Linked DNA regions of Homo sapiens: regions 1 and 2 are each linked to region 3. The links are chromatin contacts, found by Hi-C or POLR2A ChIA-PET in ENCODE. All regions are on one chromosome and are shown on one strand. The core of a region is the stretch at or near the end of the contact, and the rest is flanking DNA. Distances in the headings are between cores, read along the strand shown.

Region 1 (2,802 bases), core at 262-2,761, 900 kb after region 3:
AATGTTTAAACATAGGTAATCTCAAAAATACAAATTAATATAAAAAGCCTTTGTAGGGAAATGGATGGAGCTGGAGACCATTATCCTTAGCAAACTGAGGCAGGAAGAGAAAACCAAATACCACATGTTCTCACTTATAAGTGAGAGCTAAATGATGAGAACACCTGGACACATAGAGGGAAACAACACACACTGTGGCCTATCAGAGGGTGGAGGGTGGGAGGAGGGAGAGGGTCAAGAAAAATAACTAATGTATACTAGGCTTAATACCTGGGTGATGAAATAATCTGTACAACAAACCCCCATGATGCATGTTTACCTGTGTAACAAACCTGCACATGTACTTCTGAATTTAAAAACATCAATTTGCATGATGATATTATATATAAAATATTTAAAACAAAAAATAATGTTACATGGTATTTATTTTGTATACACATGTAAAAATATATAAGTGTGCATGAAATGAACTACCAAATTCAATATGGTGTTTACTTTCAAATGAAGGACAGTGTGGTGGATACTCAGGAAGCTTTAATTGTATCTGTAATGTTTTATTAATTTATTTTTAAATTCTGAATCAATTTTGACAAATGTTAGAATTTAATAGCACTCAGTGTGGAGTACCTAGATGTTTATTATATCATATTCTACTGTGGGATTTTTTTTCCTGTATTTGGAAATATTTTTTAAAATGGGCTTTTAATGATTGGGAAGAATTTTTATAGAAGCCTATACAGCATATATAGTTGGTGGGAAGATTTATACTCATTCATCAAACATAAAATTAGATTTAGGTACAAATCTTAAAGCTTGAAAAGGGGAAGTTTTTCCCCTTTATTAAGAAGTGCATTTTACTCAGAGAATATGAATAAATGAGCTACCCTAAGATTGAAACTATATGAAAAATACAAAGTGAAGCAAGGCTTAATCAAACTCATGTACCCCACCACCATGACTGGAACATACCAGAACAGATGTGCATGCCCACAAATGATCTCTTTGGGAGCAGCTTGGCCTCAGAGTCTGAGTCTGATATGTTTCTGTTTCCCAAATGGTCAAACAAAACCATTTGACCCTACTTGGGACCTTACCCTTATTCATTCTTGCACCTAGTTTTTGGCCCCAAGCAAGCAGTACCCAAGGTAGAAGTCCTCAGTTCAGCTCACATCCTTCTTGCTGTCCATTTTTCTCTGTAGTTGCCGCCCAGACAGTTCACAGCTGGGTTTAATACCTACTGCAGCTCCCTCAGTCCTGAGTGGGATCACAGGTCTGGGTCCAGCTCATACCTGTGGCCTTATTTTTGCAGCAACAATGATAAGGTGAGGTCTTGGGCAAAACAGGAAAGTCTTTGAAGTTTGTCCCTGGGCCCTCCCACCTTTTTCTGCTAATGTTTCCCACACAGCTGCATTTCCTCTCAATTTTTAGGTACTTTGACCTTTGAATTTCATCTACCATTGAAACTGCAACTAGTCTAATGCTTTCACTTTCACTTTGACTAAAACTTATTCACACCAACGTGTTAACTCTCTAATGTTTTAACACTTTTAAGATTTTTACCTCTAGCTGAAGAAGGACTCTCTGTCAGTGGCAATGAGTTTAAAAAAAAAAAGTGTCAGGTTCAAAAATCCACTGTGTGAGTTATTAATAGAACTAACACTTTGTTAGTGCTAACTATGTTCCAGGAGCTCTTCAAATAGTTTTAACATGTATTAACACATTTCATCTTTGATAAAAATCCTATGAAATAGGCACTATCATTGTCCTCATTTTGCAAATGACACTGAAACCCAGAGTGGAGAAGCAATGTTCCAAAAGTGAAACAGCTAAGAAGTTCAGGAGTCAGGATGACACTAGGTCAGAGCCAACAACATTCCAGCTTTGGGGAGGAAGATTCAGGAACTTTGCTACATAATAAGAATATATGGTGATGGCATGATAATTTCACAATAATAAAAGTTACTGGGAAATGTGGCAACATTTGAGTTGATCATATTTATTTGCATTGACAAAATAAAGTAAGCTCTGCATTGCTTACAATATTTCCTTCATTAGTGTGCAACACAATCATTGTTATGCAATCATTCACAGACTATTAGAGTAGGAGGCAGGAGACCTAACTACCATTAACTGACTAGATGTGATCTTTATTTTGTTACTTAACCCCTCAGGTTCTCATCTCTTAAGCAAGGATGAGGCAGAGATCTGAACTAAATAATGTAAAAAGTTATTACTGCTCTAATAGTCAGCAAATGGGTCTGGTTAGCTTTACTGGCTATATTTTATTATAGTTTGTTGCTCAGATAACATGATCATCTGATTACATCTTAAACATTTTTTTAAAAAGAAATACTTTGGTGATTGCAATTCCTCCTGCATTGTTTCATTACTTATTAAAGGAAGGACAAGACAGTGTGTGCCACTCATTGAGAAAGCTTCCTTGAGTATGCACCAAAGCAAAGGCTGGCTGAGAATCTGCAGCAAAACAGCCAAATTTATCCAGAGGTGAGCAGAAGCCTGGTTAAAATGTCAGCTGTGGTAGGTAAAGTTTATCTGCACAGAGTTGCACAGCTCATCCGAATGTCTTGTTTTGTGAACTGTTTAGTAGAGCCTTTAAAAAGGAAGCTTTCAAAGTATACACATCCATTAAAAAATACTGAATTTGGATGAAACTTTCAGTTGCTTATCAAATGGTGACCACCATCACATTCTTGGTTTTATTTATTTCCGTTCCAGGCTGAAGACCACCTGTTGAGTACTACCTCAATCACTCAGTGGTCAATACATAATGTTTTTGGCACA
Region 2 (2,842 bases), core at 157-2,656, 920 kb before region 3:
ACTACTATATCTTACGTACTCCACATGTAAATAGCTAGATGAAAAAGTAACAGACCTACTGATTAATTTGGAACTCACTATTCAGGTTAAGTCCCTTAATTGAAAAAGCATATGCGTTTTATAAGTTTATAATTTTTTTTACTATCAAGATATCAATAAAATAACAGACATATTTTTTCCTCCTGGAAGTGGGTTCTTTCACATCCTATGTTTTGGTCGTTTCTCGAATCTATGCCCAATGATTAGGATAATTCCCCAAAATAGAAGAGAAAAAAAATTTCAAGTCATTTCTGAGCTTCCATATTAAAAAATGAAATAATCATCAGAAACATTCAACCTCTCCCACAAAGGAGCACTCCAAAATTATGGAATAACAAAGACGACATATCCTTCTCCCTGTGAGGTAAAACTAACAGCAAATTCTGTATCTCCAAATTTCCTTCCACCCCAAGAATATAAGAAAAAAATGCATAAAATTCCAAGAATATACATTTTTTATTTGGTTCTTTTTTTAAAAACTCATATATTGGGACTCAGACCAACAGATCAAGTAACCGTATTTTACAGAACGTTTACGTGGGATCATGATTATTCTCATTTTAAAAACAATTTGCATGGAAACAGGAAATGGCATACACAATGAGGACAGCAACTGAGCCCTTCCATAATTCATTCAGTCAATAAGCCATGAAGGCCTACTACATGCCAACCCCTTAATTAGAGAAAAGAAATAAAAAAGGTCAGCTGAATTCATGGATGGATGGAGCCTGCTGAATAAACTACCTTTACCCTACAACCGTATGAGAAAAAATGAAACCCTCTTATTTCCCATAACGGCATCCTTCCTAGAAACACCAGGAAGACTGTCAGGGCTGACACGGCGCTTAAGACAATACCATTTTAAGTTCTTTACACAAAACAACGCTGGATTAAAGCCTAAGCGGCCTACAACCGCTGATTACCGCACTCCATCCTCCACCCAGTGTCCGTCTCCCACCTGCCGTTACAGACTGAGCAGCAACCCCACACGCATCCGTGACCACGAACTTCCCCAGCTCACACCCCCAGAAGCACTCCGTCGCCTCCCGCAGTCACCGGCACTCAGGAGGCCGAGACCCGAGCGCGATCTGTCCACCCTCACAGGCAGGAAAATGGCGGAAGGTGCGAAAGTCGTGGATGGCCGCAAAGGTGGTGAGGGGATACGCGGAGGGCAACAACGGGGCTGTTTGCGTCACCTCACCCACCTCCCGACGACAGCAGCAGGCGACTGCAAGGAAAACCAAGCGATCAGGGGCAGAAGGCCCGGAGGGTGGACTCGAGAGGGGGCAGGGAGGGAGAAAAGTGCAAGGTACCGCGGGGAGGGGGAGGGGTAGAACAGCCGCAAGAAGTCATCCAGACAGGGGCTCAAAATGACCGCGACCCGGAGGCACTGTATACTTACGGCAGGAAATGACGTCAGACCTCACTGCGGGTCTGAGAGCCAGCAGCCTAGGAATAGACGCATGCGTATACTCGTCCCTTTGCCCTTTCAGGCAGCTGCGGCCACGAGCCGCACTGCGACTGCGCAGGCGACAGCGGCGGACCAAGAACCCTGCCCCGCCCCTTCCCTGGATGGCGGGGAAGGGGGTTGGGAGTAGGCTTGACTTTGGGCTGTTGTGATGCACCTCTCTGGTCTTCTCGTGGCGGCTGGCGGGAACGTTCCGGAACCCTCTGTTGTCCCTCTTTTGAGAGCGACTTTATAAATTATCTCTTTTATGAGATAATTTCATTCTTTGAGCCTGTAGGCTAAGTAGTAGAAAGTAATTTTTAAGCATGCATACCTGGTTATTTGTCACACCCTCTTGATCCAAGTTTCCAACAAGTTCTACAACCTCTGGCAGGGTACCGTGATCTCTCTGAGGCTACGGTTTTTCTCACCTGAAAAGTGGAATTACATATAGGGTTGTTAGAATTAAAACAACACATCACTGTCTATTAATGAGGGGGCTCACGACTTCTACACATCAGACATGGTGCTGCCACACCCAGCCAATCAGCATTTTACTCATTTTCATACATTCCTTCCTGAAGTATTTATTAGTGCCATGTACTGCAAGTTATTAGTGACTAAACAGTGGGCAAATCCAGTCCTACTATTTGTCAACCCCTCAAAGCCTCTCAGGTTTCTCATCTCTTTCTGAGCCCCTTTGCCACTTTATCATTTAACATTTATTCTCCCGAAGACATACTTAAGGGAGACAGTCACGTGAAACGAATCCAACGCTGTGTTTCCTTCCTTGGAGTCTTTTGATAGCTCCAGTCATGCACCGAATATAAGGCCCATCATGGCCTGGTGGTGCCTGTGCCTTTTGAGCGTCACTTTCTTCTATTTCAGGGTTCACTAACAAGAAACAGCCTGGAGGTCTTTGCCCTCAGTGTTCTCTGTGCACTGTTTCCCCAGTACAACTCTACTCCCTGCTTTGTCAATTCTAACGATATTTCAAAATTCTGCTTTTACATCACCACCTTTGTGATGCCTTCCCTGAAATACACCCCAGAGAAGTAATCACTCTTCCTTCTTAGTCCTTAGCTTGTCCATACTGCTGTCACTGCAATGTACTTTTGCACTGAATAGTGATCTTTTTTACTTACGTCTGTCTCTGTTACAGAGCTCCTTTAGGACAGAGATGTTGGCTTGTAAGTCTTTATAGAACCAAATAAATCCCTGAGATAATCAGTATTAGTAACTAATACTCATTTTGTTCCTGGGACAAGCTAATTTACTTCTGGGCCCAGGGCTTGTGCAATTGCTGTTCCCTCTTCTAGACCACTGTTCTTCCAGATGTTCAACGTGGCTTTTTGT
Region 3 (3,011 bases), core at 138-2,637:
TAAATATTATAATAGAAATTTATGGTTAAAATAGAAGAATTAACTAAGTTGAAGGACTGTACAATAAGCCATCAATATGTTTCTCAATCCCAGACAGACCCCAGAATGAATTTTTGCAATCTACCTGTCAGTATATATGCACATGTATCTTATTGGAAAACTCAGCAAAATCATAAGATTTAGGTCCTGGCCCTCAACTATTTTCCTTAACAAAATCTACTTTAGGGAGATGCTGTGAAGGTAAAAATTAGCATGTCCCAGGGAAAGCTCATTGCACACTACAAAGGACTATGACAATAACAGGCTTTAGATTTATTTTCTACATTGGCTCTAGCATTTTAGAAGGGTACTTTTACTACTCAAGCCACTTTCCTGCAACTCTCCCCCGAATTTCCCTCCTTCACAGTGGCCAACCTCAAAGCGTTTTCAATGTAAGTGCCTTTCCTGTTAGTGAGACTTCCCTATGAAAATAAATAGTTTAAAGGTTGTTGGAGCCTAAAACTCACTAAGCCTGGAGAGAGATGTGACTGTCATCTGAGTTACACGTGGTTACAACTTCTGTTTCTCAGATTATAGATTAACTTGCTTTCTTATTTTTCTTGTTCTATACAATGGCTAGAGAGAATTAAACGAAGTTAAGGACAAAAACTTCCTGCCTTCTTAATGATCCTTATAGATTAACTTCTGCTTTGTTGCCCCGGTTTGCTTAGACCAGATGACAGAAAATCCTTTATGAAAAATGTTAAATGTACACTTCCCAAAAAGAAACACTGTCTATAATCAAATTGTTGTAACTATTCTCTAACCTTGTATGAGAAAATGCTGTAATCCTGCTAAAAAACCTCTCAGTTTCTGCCTATATAAGTGAAATCTTAAATCTCTACTTCGGAACGCTGACTCCTTCCTTGGAGTCGGTGTTTCTAGGTAGGCTATCCTCAAACTTCGCGCTTTTGATTATTTTACATTGACACCTCCTGTCATCCGCAAGCTCAAAGGCAAGGCTAATAAAAGATGGCAGAGAGCCAATTAGGGACAGAGCCATGTAATCCTCATACCCAGGTGAGTTTAGGGCAGTCTTGCAGAAGCAGAAGCAAATTGTGGGGTCACGAAACCCTCCGGACCCGCCCGCCTCCACCACCACGCGCCCCTATGACCTTCGACCCCTCCCTAGCCCCAGAGCACGCCGGGAGTTGTAGTTCCCAAAGGCCTGTTCGGGCCAGCGCAGGCGCTTGGGGTTTCCCTCCCACCCAACCCCCGCACTTTACCGGATAAGGAAGCGGCCCGTGCTGCCACGCAGTCGCCGGAACGCGGGCGGGGGCTTCTGGGAGTTGTAGTCTGTTGGGGGCGTGCGCAGTCGGTAAGGAGACGTAGCTTTCCGTGGGGTGTACCACTGCAGTTGGTTCCCGGCGGGAGACGCAGGGTCAGTCTGTGACTCTTCCCCTACCACGCTCCCGCAGAGGCTGAGGAGGCGGTTTCGACTTCTCCTCCGGCTTTCTGTCTTCGGCACTGTGTGCTTCTTGCTCCGCGGTTTATTTCTGTACCTAGTCCTCCCTCCCCTCTTCGGTCCATCTCCAAAGCCCGGGCTTGGCGGGGACTCGCCCTCCGGTAAAGGCAGGGCCGCGACCTCCTAAAACCCGGTCGCCGCCCTGCAGGAACCTTCCTCACTCGGCCCCTCACACCGGGTTTCCGCACTGACCCTCCTTCGCCTCGGTCCTCGCTGCGCTCACCTCCTTCCACTCTTTTTTTTTTTTTTCTCCTTTGCAGGGATGGAAGCTTCCTGGCGCCAGGTGGCCGGTGGCCGAGGCCGATCCCGGGGACGGGCCACTGCCGCCCCCTCAGGAAATGGAGTCCATCTCCGCGGCGCCGGAGGAGGGCGAGAGAAGGGGTCGGTGGGCGCAGTTCCTTCTGGCACCAGTCCCGGAGGAGTCGCGACCACGGCGGCTGCAGGGAGCAGGCACAGCCCCGCAGGATCCCAAGCCCTGCAGACTACCGCAGCCAGCGGTGAGAATGGCTCCCGCCCGCGTGCTCACCTGGATGCCTCCTAAGGCAGTTACTAGTCAGGACCGCCTCCGCCCTCGCCTTCTTTCTTTCACTGCTTTTCCCCTCGTTCGGGAGTTTGTTATCGGGCCCACTTCTCCAGCCTTTCGGGTGGCTGCTCTTTTCGGCACTCTAGGTAGATTTCCATCGCACCTCTTTCATCTTAATTTTAGGTGGTATTACCTTTGTTACTTCCCTCCACTCTTGCCTACTTGAATCTCCAGACCATCAGTTGTAAATTGTGGCCCGGTGTTCTGATTTGGTCTATAATGTTGTTTGGTTAACACAGAGTTTTAAATGTGGATTGATTGTCAGCGGTTGTTTGTCGTTTTTAAAAATCTGGTTAACAACCTTGTGGCTTTAGTTATCTTTGTGCATGGCAACAGTCAGCTCGGCTGAGTCACAGAAATCCCATTTAGATTGGACTTGGGCATTCCATCTCACATTCTCTCTCATTTCTGGAGCCAGGTGTCATTTGTCATCTTTACCTTTGCCTTTGTTTCTTGACTTGTCTTATTCCTTGTAAGCACTTGAGCTTTTGATACCTTCCTTGACTGTAGTTCCTATTTACAAATTCCATGTCCTTCTGTGGACATATCTGGTGTTGCCTCCGATATATCAATACTTTTCATCCAAGACCATGTTTTCGTGGAGCCAGGGAGGACTTACACACAATTGTGCATGGGGCCGAGGGAATAATCCCTGAAATCATTTTATTTTTGTGTTTGGAATGCATTTCAGGATACATTTTTTTGGGGGGTGTGGAGCAGAATTGAGTATCTTGAATGATTTTTCTCCTAGGCTAATTTGAAAGGTAGGTGGTATTCTCTTAGCATGCAGTTAATGGCCGTGATGATAAGGTATACAATATGGAGACGTGTGAACAGGTTTGGTAAACTTTTTTTTTTTTTTTTTTTTTTTGAGACAGAGTCTCGCTGGTCGCCCAGGCTGGAGTGCAGTGGCGCAATCTCGGC

The links. Hi-C counts contacts between places; a loop is a spot of excess contacts on that map. ChIA-PET counts read pairs that join two places held with the same protein, here RNA polymerase II (POLR2A). Pooled maps may share reads with other maps.
Region 1: a loop to region 3 is called in a map with no recorded cell type, with 8 times the contacts of the local background. The contact joins the enhancer-like site here to the promoter of NFXL1 in region 3. A Hi-C loop is called at or near these places in 2 of 37 single-sample maps with no recorded cell type and 5 of 50 pooled maps. POLR2A ChIA-PET finds 5 or more read pairs at or near these places in 1 of 52 experiments (naive thymus-derived CD4-positive, alpha-beta T cell).
Region 2: a map of B cell shows a loop between it and region 3 (17-fold over the local background). The contact joins the promoter of OCIAD1 here to the promoter of NFXL1 in region 3. A Hi-C loop is called at or near these places in 8 of 168 maps with a recorded cell type or tissue (B cell, CD4-positive, alpha-beta T cell, CD8-positive, alpha-beta T cell and 3 more), 6 of 37 single-sample maps with no recorded cell type and 25 of 50 pooled maps. POLR2A ChIA-PET finds 5 or more read pairs at or near these places in 1 of 52 experiments (WTC11).

Annotation. Positions count from the first base shown.
Region 1 is chr4:47,009,765-47,012,566 of GRCh38, reverse strand. It overlaps a transcript of GABRB1 not described here. Among named protein-coding and RNA genes, the nearest start is that of GABRA4, 18 kb to the right of the region's middle. Within about 2 kb of position 1,511, at least 2 of the 41 ENCODE cell types and tissues checked have a DNase peak (open chromatin) inside an H3K27ac peak, as active enhancers do.
Region 2 is chr4:48,829,652-48,832,493 of GRCh38, reverse strand. OCIAD1 (OCIA domain containing 1) reads right to left here and starts at 1,406. Exons shown (of 9, transcript NM_017830.4): 1 at 1,245-1,406. RefSeq lists enhancers at 490-1,052, 1,053-1,616, 1,459-1,838.
Region 3 is chr4:47,912,959-47,915,969 of GRCh38, reverse strand. It overlaps NFXL1 (nuclear transcription factor, X-box binding like 1), which reads left to right and starts at 1,387. Exons shown (of 23, transcript NM_001278624.2): 1 at 1,387-1,605; 2 at 1,765-2,001. The coding sequence starts at 1,767. It overlaps LOC101927157 (a long non-coding RNA gene), which reads right to left and starts at 1,743. Exons shown (of 3, transcript NR_125879.1): 1 at 1,266-1,743. RefSeq lists enhancers at 1,407-1,636, 1,147-1,832, 1,833-2,519.